Linked DNA regions of Homo sapiens: region 2 is linked to region 1. A link is an interaction called in ENCODE POLR2A ChIA-PET data of the cell type or tissue named here. Cell type or tissue: Panc1. All regions are shown on one strand. Each heading gives the region's core, and the rest is flanking DNA. Links, peaks and the distances in the headings are about the cores only.

Region 1 (2,923 bases), core at 1-2,500:
GAGTCAGTTTTTTTTTCTGACTTCAAAGTCTTAAGCCACCAATGATCTGTTTTTTCTTATCTTCCATCTTCATCCTTTTTTTGGTCTTTTCTCAAGCGGTTGGCAATTCGTGGTATTAATTGATAGTATGTGTCTGAGTGTTGGTTCTTTATGATGTAATTTCTTCAGAAGCGGTAGTTTTGAGGTATCTGTCTTTAATTGTGGGATCCTGTAGGTGCAGACAGTATGGTTCTGGTAATTTAAGGCACCTCAGAGCATCACCTTTTGCTGATCTGCAGGACAGAACTATGCTTGGATTCTTAATGTGTAGAAATCAAATGTGCTTTAATAATGTGAAATGATTTTCAAGGGCATCTGAACTGCTCAGGAAATATGGAATGGGAGATAAATGTAGAAATATATAACTTCTAGCGACATGGTGGAGGCTGCTGTTAGACATTTTTTCTTTTTTTTAAGCTCTCTCTGAAAGCTGAGATTTAGCAACTATAAATGTTTGGGCTTCCCTTCTATTATGAAACCTAAGGAAAGTATGTGTTTATTTGTTGTTAGACCATAGTGATTGGTTATACTCTCTCCTGCCACTTCGTGCTTATCATCTTAGTTATAAGAAATAACTCTTAACAATGAATTGAAGTGTTTATGTATTGGGGAGATAAGACACACTTTTTTGGTCGCTTTGTTTACCAATGATATATTACATAGTTGTAATTTATTGAAAATTTATGAGTAAGTTATGTCCACATGGCTAAATCATGTCCGCATTTTTCATAACTTTTCAATGGAATGAGAGATGGTCTCATGATACTCTTTTTCTTAAATACAAAGTTTAATGTTTTTTTTCTCTAGGTTAGTAATGTGAGGTTGAAGTTGTATTCAAATTTATTACATTTATTTAGATCACTTTGTGTTACCTGGAAGTACTTTCTTCAGTTGATAGCTACATTTGGAAAAAAAGGGAAGAGAGTTACCCTGTTATTCTGCCATTATATTCTTCATCAAAATGGAGGAAATTCATATGAAGTGCCAAGGACTATGTGATGCCTGCCACATAGTAGGCACTGTGTAAATCTTCTGTCCTTCATTTCAGAAGTTGCCGATAAGAATTTTAGAGGGTGGATTGGTGGGTAGACAAGCAAAGACTCTCGGGAACACCCTATTACAGGAAAATCTCTCATACCTGACCTCTGCTTAACCCACTCGTGAGATTAAATGATAGTCTTCATTCTCTCTGTAGAATTTGCTGACTGATGCTCATGCTACATTGAATGACAGTAGACTATTCTTTAGTTTTATCTTGAACTTTTATTCCCCCCAGTTACTGTAGACTTACCAAGAAACATTTGTGTTTGTACCCAACACACTGTTATGGCACTTGATGTTGTAATCACATAGTTTAATGAATTATTATTCAGTGAACTCTGAAGATAAAAAGGCGTTTGTATGAGAACCAATTGGCTACTTTGAAATCAAGTGAGTAGCCAAAATCAATTATGGTTGAAATAGATGAGGGTTAAATAATTTTAAATGATTAGGGAAAAAAAAACAAAAAACACCTAACGATCTAAAAAAATCTGCAATAATATTATTTTTCACGTTTGTAAAATGTCTTTCTGTGTTTAAGAAACAGAAACTGGAAATCACAGGTGTTGTTTTATGGGGGTAGTTTTTGCAAGAAAAAGGAAATAGAACTTTCTTCGATAGACCCACACTGGAAGAAAAGGCCATAGCTCTGTATTATAAGATTGTCTTGTGAATGGACATTTTTGTTTTAGTTGTAATAAAATGTATAGAGTTTGTAGATGTTGAGAAATGATTTCCTTTTTAGGCTAACTTCAGAACCATTTATTAATTGTAATATATTAAAGAAGTCTGCTTCTAAAACATCATCTTTCCTAGTTTACACTACTGCTTAGAGATTTATTTAATAACATCCTCTTTAAGAAAAAAAAAAAAAAAAAGGAAGATCCTGTTATTCCCAGAGGTTCATTCCTTAGAGTGAATTGTTTATCTAGTCAGGTGATCAATCTATGGTTCTCACATATTTCCCAGTATGGTCCCTAATCTGATTTCATAAGCTACCTTTCAACTTTTATGTACTGTCAGGGTTGAAGGGGTAAGCCTTCTTATAGTTCCAACATCTCCATCCAATTAGGAATGCTGGGGTAGAGGAGATTGTTCTTTGAAGGAGGAAATGTGACACCCTTGATATATACCAGGAGCACTTGAGCCTCCTATCTCACCTAGCTCAGTCCAAATGGAAAGGAGAACTTTCAGTTGAAGGAGCAGGAAGTCCAGGTTGGAGAAGGAGTGGTATATGTGGTATGCTATTTATTTTGGTGTAACCACATTGCTTGCTGAATTACAGTAGATGCTGAAATGGCACATTGAAGTATGAAGGTAGGGTGGGTGGCTCCAAGCTAGTACTTGAGAGCTCTGGTCTGCCCCTCTGTGATTTTCTTGGCTGTTTGTCTTCTGTGTGTTGGAGTCATCCTAAGGCCAGCAGCAAGATCACATCTAGACATGCACTGGCCAGAGGATGGAATGGATCTCTCTCTCTCTTTCTGTCTGTGTCTCTGGAAAAGCAAATACATCTTTTGCATAAGCCTACCAACATATTTTTCTCTTCGTATCTTATTGACCAGAATTAGGTCACATGAACGTCCTAACTAGTTATCATAAGGGAAGTAAGGTTATCATGGTTGGTTTCTACTAATCAGGAGATACCTTCTGCAATTGGTGTTGGGATCACATTTTTCTGAGTTAGATGGAAGAGGGAGGATATTTTAAAAAAATTGTGGGAAGGAAGAATTTGGGGGATATGGATGTTAGAGAGATGATAAATAGTGATCGCTGTGTCTACCTGTTTTGAAGCGATTCTCGTGCTTCAGCGTCCCAAGTAGCTGGGATTACAGGTGCATGCCAC
Region 2 (2,923 bases), core at 295-2,794, 1.3 Mb after region 1:
TCTTTCCTTCCTTCCTTTCTTCCTTCCTTCCTTCCTTCCTTCCTTCCTTCCTTCCTTCCTTCCTTCCTTCCTTCTTTCCTTCCTTCCTTTCGAGACGGAGTCTGGCTCTGTCTCCCAGGCTGGAGTGCAGTGGTGTGATCTTGGCTCACTGTAACCTCTGCCTCCTGGGTTCAAGCAAGCCTCCACAGTAGCTGGGATTACAGGCGCGCACCACCATGCCCAGCTAATTTTTGTATTTTTAGTAGAGACGAGGTTTCACCACGTTAGCCAGGCTGGTCTTGAACTCCTGACCTCAAGTGGTCCACTTGCCTTGGCCTCCCAAAGTGCTGGGATTACGGGCATGAGCCACCGTGCCCGGTGGCTTATTTCTGAAGATTATCAGGATGCTCTTCAAGTGCAGATCCCTTCGTGGGACACACTTTAGTAGCCTGGTCATGCCATGTATTAAAGAGCTCTGGTTTCTATCTAGAGAAGGAATAAAAACTGGAATACCGTGAAAGTAGTAAAAAAGTTCTAGAACCTCCAGGTTGCATAAAGAATGCCATGTTAGGGATTATTAGTGGCAATTACTAAGCACAGGACATATGTTTGTCTCAAAGGCAGTGATGACATCCTTTTGCTACTCTCCCAAACAGCCAAAATCCCAAAGCATCGCCTGTCCAGTGACCCCCAGAGACCCATCATAAGACATTGTAGTTGGCTTGGACTATTCCAGATTTTCTGAACTTGCCTAACAAATTTCAGTATTTAAAATATTTATTAGCTATAGTTCTATTTTAGAAGGGATAGGATTTCAGGAACAGATTAAGGCATGAGGGAAGGGTAATTCTGAGAATGAAGATAATACACATACTTAAGAAGAAAATAAAGAAGAAATTCTTTTTCTTGATTCATTCAACTATTGTGAGGATCATGGTGTTCTAATTTATTTGGTTTTGGATATTTGAATAAAACAGTACATTGTTCACCCAAACTTTAAGAGTTTTTGCTATCTTAAAAGATTATAAGTCTTTTCATTTTAAGTCCATATGACTGAAGGCATCACATTGTCACAAGAATAGAGATACATTTTAACAACTGCTCAGCAATTCCTACATGACTCTCTTTAATTCAGCTCAATTCATTTCACTGCAATAAATCAATGGAATTAAATTTAAACTCTGATCAATTCTTTGGAGGAGGTGCAAAAGGAGACTATTTTTATTCAAGGACTACATGCACAGGAAACAAATATATTAGACAGGTTATGTCTAAATACAAAGGTGTTTGCAATAGGACATTATTGTATCTGCATCACAGTGTTTCATTCTAACTGGATTCGTAGAGGGGAGTCCCCGAAATACCATCAGGAGATGATGCCTGATAGCTGATATGGATACATCATGCTCTTTTGCAAAGGTGAAAATTGGATTCGTTATTTATAGAAAGAGTAGTCAAAATATTTTCATCAAAATTTCACTTATGCATGCAGAATATTATATATCAATTAATATTAATCATGGTTGTCAGTGGGTAGAAAGATTTCAGTGCTTCTATTTTATCTCTTATGTTTTTGTGTATTGTTGGGACTATTTCGAACATATGAGTATAAATGCAGCATATGACATTTTTCATCATTGTTAAAAAAATCAGAGTATTAAATTAATGATGTCTTAGAAGTCGGTCATCACCACTGAATTAATGGTTTGCTTTGTTCATTCTCTTTTTTCTTTATTCTACTTCGTTCTCTAAAAAATTCTAAAGAAGTCCTGTTAAAATAAGCAAAATGCAGCTGTGGCTCATGCTTGTAATCCCAGCACTTTGGGAGGCTGAGTTGGGCAGATCACTTGAGTCCAGAACTTTGAGACCAGCCTGGGCAATGTGGTGAAACCCTGTCTCTACAAAAAATACAAAAAGTTAGCTGGGCATAGTGGTGTGTGCTTGTATTCCAAGCTACCTGAGAGGCTGAGGTGGGAGGATTGCTTATGCCAGGGCAGCAGAAGTTTCAGTGAGCTGAGATCATCCCACTATACTCTAGCCTGGGCAACAGAATAAAATCCTGTCTCAAAAAACAACAAACAAACAAACACACAAAAGCATAATGCAAGTAATAAAAATCAGGGTCGACTCTTCGGCATTGTGGTTCCTGAATGGAATGCTCATCGGTCATGCCATGGTCCCATTTGTTGGTCATGACCACTGAAATTGTGGGCCTGAGACTGCTTCAGTGTTTGGGCTTCTAGCACACTGCAGGACACTCAATGAATCCATAACAGACTTCACAAGTTTTTAGTTCTCATTCATTCCAGTGATAATTTCAGGTGGAGAAAATGATTTAAGGAAATCTTTCTATGCTAATAGTAAAAAACCAAAGGAGGAAAGCTTATTACAGTTTAATAGCTGAAAGACTGATCTGGGGTTTCTGATTATTGGTAACAGCAAAGGGCAAGGAAGCAAAGTGGCAACAACTTTCACTCATTCAAAACTTGGCTTTGCCAGTTAAGTGGCTCTCAGCTTCAGTTAACTTACCCGTAAAACAGGGTTGATGATATTTGTATCTACCTTAAAGAAATGTTGTCAGGCCGGGCACGGTGGCTCACCCCTGTAATCCTAGTACTTTGGGAGGCCGAGGCGGGCGGATCACCTGAGGTCAGGAGTTCGAGACCAGCCTGACCAACATGGAGAAACCCCGTCTCTACTAAAAATACAAAATTAGCCGGGTGTGGTGGCACATGCCTGTATTCCCAGCTACTCGGGAGGCTGAGGCAGGAAAATCGCTTGAAACTGGGAGGCAGAGCTTGTGGTGAGCCAAGATTGTGCACCATTGCTCTCCAGCCTGGGCAACAAGAGCGAAACTCTGTCTCAAAAAAAAATACAGAAAGAAAGAAAAAAAAAATATTGTCAAGATTGAGATAATGTGTGCAAAGTATTTTGCGTAATGCCT

The links. Peaks named below come from ENCODE experiments on the same cell type or tissue, not always from the same donor. Only the 100,000 strongest peaks of a DNase experiment are listed, where the experiment ranks them.
Region 2: POLR2A ChIA-PET joins it to region 1 with 10 read pairs; 1 of 35 experiments calls an interaction of 5 or more read pairs at or near these places.

Annotation. Positions count from the first base shown.
Region 1 is chr5:123,515,991-123,518,913 of GRCh38, forward strand. All of the region lies in intron 1 of CSNK1G3 (casein kinase 1 gamma 3), which reads left to right. Among named protein-coding and RNA genes, the nearest start is that of CSNK1G3, 5.3 kb to the left of the region's middle. In Panc1, for the core only: no CTCF peak of the experiment used is centred there; no DNase peak of the experiment used is centred there; H3K27ac peaks cover 205 bases.
Region 2 is chr5:124,851,518-124,854,440 of GRCh38, forward strand. No RefSeq gene overlaps it. Among named protein-coding and RNA genes, the nearest start is that of ZNF608, 110 kb to the left of the region's middle. In Panc1, for the core only: no CTCF peak of the experiment used is centred there; no DNase peak of the experiment used is centred there.